Linked DNA regions of Homo sapiens: region 1 is linked to region 2. A link is a loop called in an ENCODE intact Hi-C map of the cell type or tissue named here. Cell type or tissue: PC-3. All regions are shown on one strand. Links, peaks and the distances in the headings refer to the core of each region. The heading gives the core; the rest is flanking DNA.

Region 1 (5,389 bases), core at 101-5,100, 79 kb before region 2:
CACTGTAATCCCAGCGATTCAGGAGGCTGAGGCAGCAGAATCACTTGAACCTGGGAGGCAGAGATTGCAGTGAGCCAAGATTGCGCCATTGCGCTCCAGCTGGGGCAACAAGAGAAAGACTCTTATCTCAGAAAAAAAAAAAAAGATATACAGTATAAACTTAAAAGGTGTACTCAATATTTCATAAGTTTAATCCAGAAAAACTGAGTCCAGGGCCAGGCACAGTAGCTTACACCTATAATCCCAGCACTCCGGGAGGCCAAGGCAGGTGGATCACTTGAGGTCAGGAGTTAAGAGACCAGCCTGGCCAACATGGTAAATTAGCCAGGTGTGGTGGCACATGCCTGTAATCCCAGCTACTTGGGAGGCTGAGCAGGAGGATCACTTGAACCCAGTAGGCAGAGGTTGCAGTGAGCTGAGAGAAAAGCTGAGTCCAAAATAACACTTTAACCTCAGAGTTACTATAATTGCTTTACAAAATGATCTTCAGTTAACAATGGTTCCTACCTTTTTAACTTTGTACTTTTGCAAACTACCTCACTCTTTCAGTCTTTTCTCATGTTCTTCACTCCATAAAAAATACTTAATGCACCAAGACAGGGGCCTATTAAAGTACTGCAGGCCAGGCATAGTGGTTCACACCTGTAATCCCAGCACTTTGGAAGGCTCAGGCAGGCAGATCACCTGAGCCCAGGATTTCAAGACCAGCCTGGGCAATGTAGCAAAACCCCACCTCTACAAAAAATACAAAAATTAGCCAGGCATGGTGCTGGGTGCCTGTAGTCTCAGCTACTCAGGAGGCTGAGGTGAGAGGATCACCTGAACCCAGGAGGTCGAGGCTGCAGTGAAGCCATGATAATGCCACTGCATATCCAGCCTGGGTGGCAGAGTGAGATCCTGTCTCAGAATAAATAAATACAATAAAAATAAAGTACTGCAAATAATTCTACTACCACAGTATGAATCATCCCCTAACTTAGGTGCTTTAAGATACATATTTTAATGCTTTGATTTTCTTATTTTAAAAGGGCAGGGGAGCAATTATGTAAACGGCTTCTAACATTTCTAAAAGATTTTAATATATGCCAGTCTAGTCATGTTTTGGTTCCATCTGAATATTTACTTATTCATTCACTGAATGACTACTACATTACATGCCAGACACAGGACTAAACAGTGAGTGTCTTTGCAAGGAAGACTGAGTCTGGATTTATCCTACAGAGCCCACAGGTAATGGAGAGGAGTGACTTAACACTTGCATCTTTGCATGATTAGTGTACTCACAAAAGTTAGCACACCAGTTTAAAGATTTTTGAACTGTCAGCAAAAACTAATCTGAAGAGTATGGTTCTATAATGTAATATAATATAAGACTAGGAAGTTGGGAAACATGAACTCTAATCCTGGCTCTGTTAATGTGATAAAGAACCTTGAGCCTGAGTCTTATAAAGTACTAGAACTCTGGCCGGGTGCAGTGGCTCACGCCTGTAATCCCAGCACTTTGGGAGGCCAAAGCAGGTAGATCACCTGAGGTCAGAAGTTCAAGACCAGCCTAGGCAACACAGTGAAACCCTGTCTCTACTAAAAATACAAAAAGACCCAGAAAAATTAACCAGGTGTGGTGGTGCACGCCTGTGGTACCAGCTACTCCAGAGGCTGAGGCAGGAGAATTGCTGAGCCTGGAGGCAGAAGTTGCAGTGAGCCAAGATCACATCACTGCAATCCAGCCTAGGCAACAGAGCCAGACCCTGTCAAATAAATAAATAAATAAATAAACAAACAAAGTACTAGAACTCAGGATTCTCATTTCTGAGATCAAAGGGGTTGACCAGATGATCTCTGGGGTCCCTTCCAGGTTGAACACTCTCTGATTGCATAAAGTTTAAATTGGTTCTGAAGCTCGTAACAGTACAATTTTAAGTTTCTATTTTAGGAAAAAAGAGTGACACCAGCTGGGCACGGTGGCTCACGCCTGTAATCCCAGCACTTTGGGAGGCTGAGGTGTGTGGATCATGAGGTCAGGCGTTCGAGACCAGCCTGGCCAACATAGTGAAACCCCGTCTGTACTAAAAATACAAAAAAATTATCTGGGCCTGGTGGTGGGTGCCTATAATCCCAGCTACTCAGGAGGCTGAGGCAGGAGAATTGCTTGAACCTGGGAGACGGAGGTTGCAGTGAGCCAAGATCATGCCACTGCACTCCGGCCCAGGCGACAGTGCAAGACTGCGTCTCAAAAAAAAAAAAAAAAAAAAAAAAGAGTGACACCAAGTGGAAGGCGTGTGCCTATAATCCCAGCTACTGGGGAGGGTGAGGCAGGAGAATCACTGAACCCAGGAGGCAAAGGTTGCAGTGAGCCGAGATCCTGCCACTGCACACCAGCCTAGATGACATAGTGAGTCTGTGGCTAAAAAAAAAAAAAATACAGTTCAGATACTCACAGAGTATTGGAACAGATAGAAGTCTTAAATAACTGAACTAAACCAACACTTATTTTCAGAGTCCAGAGGAGGCTTATTAGGTCTATCAGCTTAATCTCTCAAAACTTGTATCAGTAAATTTAAGATTTCGGCTTCCAATGAGACTTTGCATAAAATTTCTAGATTAACTTTGAGAGAAATAACTTCTTTGGCAGATCTTCTTTTTAAATACAGATATTTCAAAATAATTTGAAATCGAATTTGTTTTTGTCAGAAGCCTATATGGTTACTGCTTTCAGTAGAAAGGTCTTCCTTTTGCATCACAATTATAAAATTCTTCTAATTTTCTTCTAATACCTTTATGATTTCATTTTTAAATATTTAACTGTGTAATCCACCTAAAACTGATATTTGTATGAGCTTTGACAGAGAGATCTTACTTTATTGTTAGCCAGTTATTTCATTCATTTCCTCCACTGAGTCAAAATGCCATATTTTATAAAATGTGTTCTTCTTATACATACACAGATGTGTTTCTGACTGACCTACTCTATTTTCATTAATCTGTCATTCTATTCTGGTTCCAGTACCACACTCTTTTAATTTACAATTCCTTTTAATGCTTGATAGATGGTCTTCGGCCCCCTTTCCTCCCTTATCTTCATCCTTTTTCAACATTTTCCTGGCCACCTTTACATGTTTATTCTAAACTTTGCAATCATTCTGTCAAGTGTCCCCAAAATAGTCTCACTGAGATTTTGACTGGGCTTTTATTACACTGTTTTTGATGAGAATGGATACCTATACAGACTTCTAGTAATGTTTATATCAGTATTTTTAGGTCTTCCAAAGTGTTTTTAAAGGTTTGCATGTTTGCTGTCTATTTTATTTCTAGCTATAATATATATATTTTTTGCTACCATAAAGACATGCCATCACCTATACAACTAAAAACGTGTTGAAAAGTACAATGCCAAGAACAGACTCATTACATATCATTACAAACCTCCCTCCAACTTAGTATCAGTCTGTGTGTGGTCATTCAAGCAGTTATTCACCTCTTTAATTGTCCTTATGCCCAACTTGCATATTTCTATCTTATTCGAAAGAACATCGTAAGATACCTTGTCACCTGACTTAGGAAGTCTAAATCTGTTATTTCTACCACATTTTCCTTACCTACTCCAATAACTTTGTCACAGGAAAAAAGTTGGGTTAATCTGATTGAACACAATTTGATATTAATGAATCCAACCCAGGTCTAGTGATGACCACTTTCCGAAGTACTTACAAATCCTCCTCACATAGTTTAAACTCTTACCTGTGATAAGTATACAACATTACATCTAGAATCAAGTCTTGCCAATTTAAGAAAAAAAGTGGGTGTGGGACCGTTTAGTTACTTTAGAGAGATAAATGGTTCTAAAATATTCAAATCACCCTAATAAACTTGGTTTGACTTCTGGAATGCGTATATGACAGAGCAAGACCATCAAAAGCCTCACCATAGTTGAGAAAGGCATTACCTTTGCTCCACAGTCTGCTCCTTTCTGAATGCAAAATCCAATGAACCGTGGGTCTGCCACTTTTACTAATATGTTGTCAACACAATAGACATGAATGCTCCAAATGCCTCTTTGCTCCATATCCTCCACAATATTCTGGGCTGCAAGTGCCCGATAAAGACCACCATTCCCATCTGGAAAACAAAATAGCCCATTAGTAGCATATCAAAATCCATCATAAAGGTAACACAAAGATTGTTTCCAAACTAGGGTTAAGATCCCTAAAAAACAAAATTCGCTTTACAAAGGCAAGAAAACTGAATATCCATAAGGAAGGAATCAGGTGTCAAAAAAATTGAACTATAGGATTTTGAAGGTTACTTAGCATTAACTATCCAGAGAATAACACTATCAATGTAAGATCAGGCAACCCCAAAAACCATATCTTTCTTTTTAACTCAGCCCCTTTTAGTAATATATTGTATGATATAAAATCCTTTATCAGGCAATGATTATTTCATAACATTTCAAGTTTCATTAACATTTGTATGATTCAAGTTAGCTCTGTATTTATAACCCCAATGCTGACAATTTCACCCATCTCAAAAATACGTAAGTATTTTGTATCAAATCATTTGTTAAAAAAACAGATTGATATGGAGGCCTAAGGTGATTTAAACGAGATATAAATAAAGCCTCTTCTTTCTCCATCTATTTATAATGCTGCTTTAATGTACTTTGTCCAATAACAACCTTAACCATAGCTTAAGTGATGAAAAATTAGACAACTTCACAAAATACAGCTAAGAATAGTAACTCTTCCATTAACCAAAATAATTAAGATGAAATAAAAGCCTACATCTAGAGAGCACCACTGTTAATACTATTAATTTCTTTTCAGCCTTTCCTCCAAGTACAGATTCTCATAAACATAAATCTGTCAGTAGGTCTATTTTTATAGACTGAGGTTGTACTCAGGGTCACTGAATGTGGCTACACAGGCAATACACTGTCCAATTCTAGTGGGTCCCATTAACAAACCATGATGTGTATGCACTACCTGGAATTGTGCAAAGCAGTGGCCCTAATCATAGACTGTATGCAGTTTTTCATTTTGCATTCTCTTACTTAACTTGCTGAAATAATGTTTAGAATTTAATGCCACCAATTATTTTAATGCTATTTAAGAATTAATGCTATTTTTAAACTATAATTTAGCCTCTCATTTATTAAATAGCATATGGTTTCCAAGTTTTCACTATAATAAACAATGTAGCCATGAACATTGCAGTATACATAAAATATTTGCTATATGGCTGGGCGCGGTGGCTCACGGCTGTAATTCCAGCACTTTGGGAGGCCAAGGCAGGTACATCATTTGAGGTCAGGAGTTTGAGACCAGCCTAGCCAACATGGCGAAAGCCCTTCTCTACAAAAAAATACAAAAACTTAGCTGGGCATGGTGGC
Region 2 (5,389 bases), core at 297-5,296:
ATGGTAGTTACAAGATGGGTACAATGTTCCTACAGATTAAGCTACACATTTGTTTAATTAGTGTTTTTAGTGTCTGTGCTTTATTCAACAACAGCAACAAAAAAGGTTCAGCGACTTGCATGCATATATAATGCAATATGCAGAAAAATAGTGGAAGGAAATATACCAAAGTGCTAACACTAGAATGTGGGTTTATAATTTTTATTTTCCTCATGATGACTTTCTATAGTTTCCAAATTTAGTATTCTATGTAAAATGGTGGGGGGGGGGGGGCTATTATTTAAAAAAAATAAAAATAAGAAAGTCAATACTAGAACTTAGATGAAAATTTAACTTCCAGGCTAGAATCCATTTTATAATTTTTCATTCCCATCTCTTCAATGTAAAATGCAATTTATAATATCTCATATCAATCAGATACTAACAGCTATTTAAAACTAATTTGAAAAACACACACAAGTAAGTATGCGTAAAACTGGTGAAATAGGAATAAATCATGTGGATTATACCTATTTCAATTTACTGGTTTTGATACTGTATATACTACAGTTATGTAAAAAGTTACCACTGGGGGAAACTGGGTAAATGGTAGGGACCTCTCTGTAACATTTTTGCAAAGTCCTGTGAGTCTGTAACTATTTCAAAGTAAAGAGTTAATAAAACTAACTTAAAGGTTTATAGGGCCAATATTCAAAGGAAACTATACTACTCTAACTCAGACAAGGGATCCATACTTTTCTAGCATACTAATTATTTTATTCACTTCCAGTCCATAGTCTAGAAATCTGAAAAACCTACTATTTAATAATACAGTCATATACTGCACAATGACGTTTTGGTCAACAATGGACCACATATATGACAGCGATCTCATAAAATAATACTGAGCTGAAAAATTCCTATCGCCTAGCGACATCGTAGCTATCATAATGTCCTATCGCAACACATCACTCACATGCTTGTGGTAATGCAGGTAATGCAGGTGTTGCGGTAGGACATAGATGTAAACAAAACTACTGTACTTGATAATGACAATACATAGCTGTGTTACTGGCTTATGTATTTATAACTATATATTTTTTTATTCCTACTTTAAAGTACATCGCCCTCCCCCAAAAAGTTGACTGTAAAATAGTCTCAGGCAGGTCCTTTGTGAGGTATTCCAAAAGAAGGCATTGTTAACATAGGAGATGACAGCTCTATGCATGTTACTGCCCCTGCAGACATTCCAGTAAGACAATATGTGGAAGTGGAAGACAATGATATTGATGATCCTGACCCTGTGTAGGTCTAGGCTAAGGTGTGCTTGTGTCTCAGTTTTTAACAAAAAATTTTAAAAGTAAATAAGATAAAGAAAAATTAAAGTTTATAAAGTAAAAAAGTTACAGTTAAGCTAATTTATTATAGAAGAAAAAAAATTTTGGCCAGAAGCGGTGGCACACACCTGTAATCCCAGCACTTTGGGAGGCTGAGGCAGACAGATCACTTGAGGTCAGGAGTTCGAGACCAACCTAGCCAACATGGTGAAACCCCGTCTCTACTAAAAATACAAAAATTAGCCGGGCATGGTGGCATGCACCTGTAATTCCAGCTACTCAAGAGGCTGAGGCACAAGAATCGCTTGAATCTGGGAGGCAGAGGTTGCAGTGAGCCAAGATTGTGCCACTGCACTCCAGCTTGGGTGATGGAGTGTGACTCTGTCTCAAAAAAAGGAGAAAAAATTTTAAAATAAATTTAGTGTAGGCAAAGTATACAGTGTTTACCCTTAGTCTTATAGTGTACAGTAATGTCCTAGGCCCTCACATTCACTCACCACTCACTCACTGAATTACCCAGAGCAACTCCAGTCCTGCAAGCTCTATTCATGGTAAAGTGCCCTATAAGGTATACCATTTTTAATCTTTTATACTGTATTTTTACTGTATCTTTTCTATGTTTAGACACAATACTTACCATTGTATTACAACTGTCTATAGTATTTGGTACAGTAACACGCTATATAGGTTGTAGCCTAAGAGCAATAGACTGTGCAATATAGCCTAGGTGTGGGCAGAAGTCTGTATCATTTACATTTATGTAAGTACTATATGATGTCAGCATGGCAAAATCACCTAATGACATATTTCTCACAACAGATCCCTACTGTTAAATGACACGACTGTACACATTTGTATTTTCAAAATATCTATTGTTTTCGGATCTATTCAGATATCAGAAAAACTGTATCTGTCCCCAGACCGTTGTCAAGAGTAATTATTTAAAGTATAATAAAAAACTATCTTATTCGAAATGGTTTTTGGGTCTTTTTTTGGGGGGAGGGGAGTAGTCCAAAAGCAAACTCAATCTTTAGTTAAAAAAGACTCTCTTTAAAAACCTGCTTTCCATCAAGTATCCAGAACTGCCAGGGCTATGAGTGGCCAAAGGTACAGTGAATCTATCTTCCAGTGAAAAGGCAGCTGCCAGGAAAAGCTTAACATCTGATACTATGAGCAAAAGAGCATTCCTTTGAAAACAAATTTGGTAAAACTATTTCATTACTTATGTTCCTTACATAGAAATAATAATATAAATCTGTTCAGAGAAAAAAAAGACGTACCATTTCACATAGTACATGAATGCAAAGCAAGTTTATGGTACGTGTAACATACCTTTTGATAAGGTCTCTTAGGTGATAGGCTGGAATTGCGGCATTCACCACTGCTTTACTGGCAAATATGTGATCAATAATAGCAGAACTGTTTGCCTTAAAAAACGGAGAAAAGTTTTCCTTTGGTTATTCAGTCTGTATTTATTGAATACTAGGCATATAGCACTATTTGAGAGTAAAATGCAACAGAAAACACTATCTTCTGAGAGCCTACAATCTTTTTTTTTTTTTTTTTTTTGGAGACAGGGTCTTGCTCTGCCACCCAGGCTGTAGTGCAGTGACGCAATCTCAGCTCACTGCAACCTCTGCCTCCCAGGTTTAAGTGATCCTCCTGCCTCAGCCTCCTGCGTAGCTGGAAATATAGGTGTGTGCCATCACATCCAGCTAATTTTTTGTATTTTTTATAGCTATGGGGTTTCACTATGTTACCCAGGCTGGTCTCAAACTCTTGGGCTCAAGTGATCTGCCCACCGTGGCCTCCCAAAGTGCTGGGACTATAACTGTGAGCCATCGTGCCCAGCAAGAGCCTACAATCTTAACAGAGGAAATAATATACATAATTACACACTTCTGGAGAAGAACATTTTTTTCTTCATTTTCAGCGCCTAGCACTCTATGAACATCTACTAGATGAAAGAATAAAAAATAAATACCGAAGTAACCACATAAGAATGTAGTTTAATGCAAAAATGAATGTATAATAGGTGACTCAGGGTATCTCCGTAACGAGTCTTCAATTGGTTTTCAGGCAGAAATAAACTATCAAAGCGAATATGATGCAGTATTAAAACATCTTATTTGTCATATTACTCATTCTCTAAATCTTTACAGAATATATTTTCTCCTTGAATACTATGCTAACTCACAATTTAGAACTGTGTACATGAGTTAAAAGAACAGATACTATCATTATCAGTAAAATTTATTAAATACTTACCATGAGCTGTTTGCTAAAAGTATCATTTCTTTATTAACCTCAGTAGTCTTATGAGATAGATGCCATTATTATCCTCATTTTAAAGAAAGCAAACTATGGCTTAGTGAACCTAAATAAATAACTTAGTAAGAGCTTTGTGGAGGCAAGATACAAACCCTAGTAGCTTGACTTTAGAGCCTATGCTCATAATCAGTTGGCAATTTTGCCTCCATAGAAAGGGATAAAACAGAAAAATAGCGTTTTATCTAGAGGCATATATTGGAGATCCCATTACTACACATCACCCCTCTAAATTTCACACAAATTTGAATGTGATCTAGTTCTGATGAGCTCTAGGCCAAGCAGATATAGTCCAAAAGGCTCAAAGACAGTCAAAACTCATTCAAATAACTGATCTATGTCTGGATTAGCACCAAGAAAGAATACGTAAGACTCTTGATTGTTTGGGATATCAATAATAAAGAATGATACTGATTTTACTCCCAAGAAAGCAATTTTTACCCATAAAAGCATCAGGTACATACATTGGGCTATTAAAATATCCCTTCCAGGAAATGCTACAATGGAAATCAGTGACCAGGTGTTTAAAAGAAACAAAACTATATGTTATAATAGCTATACAGTATGTATTAGATGCTCAAAAAAACACTTGTTGCTTAGTATCAAAAACTTGTTGCTTAATATCTAAGTTCCAAACCTCTAATATTTGAATGAACTTTTTATGCATTTATAAATTAGGAATTAACTACAGTATGTTTTCAAAGGTATTGTGGGGCTTTAATGTTGTGATAATATCAGTATCCTTTAGGCTACTGTTTAAGTGATCCTCCTGCCTCAGCCTCCTGGGTAGCTGGGACTACAGGTGTGTGCCATCACACCCAGCTAATTTTTTGAGGTTTAATAAATACAATGTTTTGGAATGATTATTGTTCTTGATATTAAACAAGTATTAAAATACCTTTTATAATTTTTTTTTTTTTTTTTTTACTAGAGACTGGGGTCTCACTACGTTGCCTGGGCTGGTCTCAAATTCCTGGTCTCAAGTGAGCCTCCCACCTCAGCCTCCAAAAGTGCTGGGATTACAGGTGTGAGCCACCATGCCCAGCAAAAATATTTTTTAACTGTAAAGCAGTTAAGATAATCTATAAAACTTATCATTTAACTTATAAGCTATGGTTGTATTAGTAACACTTTAGAACTTAATATTACTGTTAGTAAACAAAAGAAACCACTTTTGTTTCTTCAGGAAAATGCATTCATTCAAACATTTTATCAAGCACTTACTATATGCCAAGCCACAGGCTAGGAACAATAAGAATGCAATACTCACTAGCAGATTGATAGCCATAGGAGTTGGTAGTGGCATTCAAGTATCATCAATAGAAAAAGAGGAGTATGGACAACAGACAGCAATCAAGAGTTCTCTAAAAGAATCATCATAAATTGGCCAGGTGCGGTGGCTCATGCCTGTAATCCCAGCACTTGGGGAGGCCCAGGCGGGTGCATCATGAGGTCAGGAGTTTGAGACCAGCCTGGCCAACATGGTGAAACTCCGTGTCTACTAAAAATACAAAAATTAGCCGGGTACGGTGGCTGGCGCCTGTAATCCCAGCTACTCAGGAGGCTGAGGCAGGAGAATTGGTTGAAACCGGAAGGTGGAGGTTGCAGTGAGCTGAGATTGCGCCACTGCACTCCAGCCTGGGTGAAAGAGTGAAACTCCATCTCAAAAGAAAAAAAAAAATCATCATAAATTGAATACTCTTAAGTTGAAAGTAAGGACCCCAAAGCAAAGCACTGGTGAAGTT

Evidence for each region. Peaks named below come from ENCODE experiments on the same cell type or tissue, not always from the same donor. Only the 100,000 strongest peaks of a DNase experiment are listed, where the experiment ranks them.
Region 1: a loop joins it to region 2, with 2.4 times the contacts of the local background. A loop is called at or near these places in 4 of 110 quality-filtered maps.

The regions. Positions count from the first base shown.
Region 1 is chr1:162,580,014-162,585,402 of GRCh38, reverse strand. It overlaps UAP1 (UDP-N-acetylglucosamine pyrophosphorylase 1), which reads right to left. Exons shown (of 11, transcript NM_001324116.5): 5 at 3,944-4,116. Among named protein-coding and RNA genes, the nearest start is that of UAP1, 21 kb to the right of the region's middle. In PC-3, for the core only: no CTCF peak of the experiment used is centred there; no DNase peak of the experiment used is centred there.
Region 2 is chr1:162,501,108-162,506,496 of GRCh38, reverse strand. It overlaps UHMK1 (U2AF homology motif kinase 1), which reads right to left. Exons shown (of 8, transcript NM_175866.5): 4 at 2,649-2,743. Among named protein-coding and RNA genes, the nearest start is that of UHMK1, 6.0 kb to the right of the region's middle. In PC-3, for the core only: no CTCF peak of the experiment used is centred there; a DNase peak (open chromatin) is centred at 3,376; H3K4me3 peaks cover 1,748 bases; H3K27ac peaks cover 1,530 bases.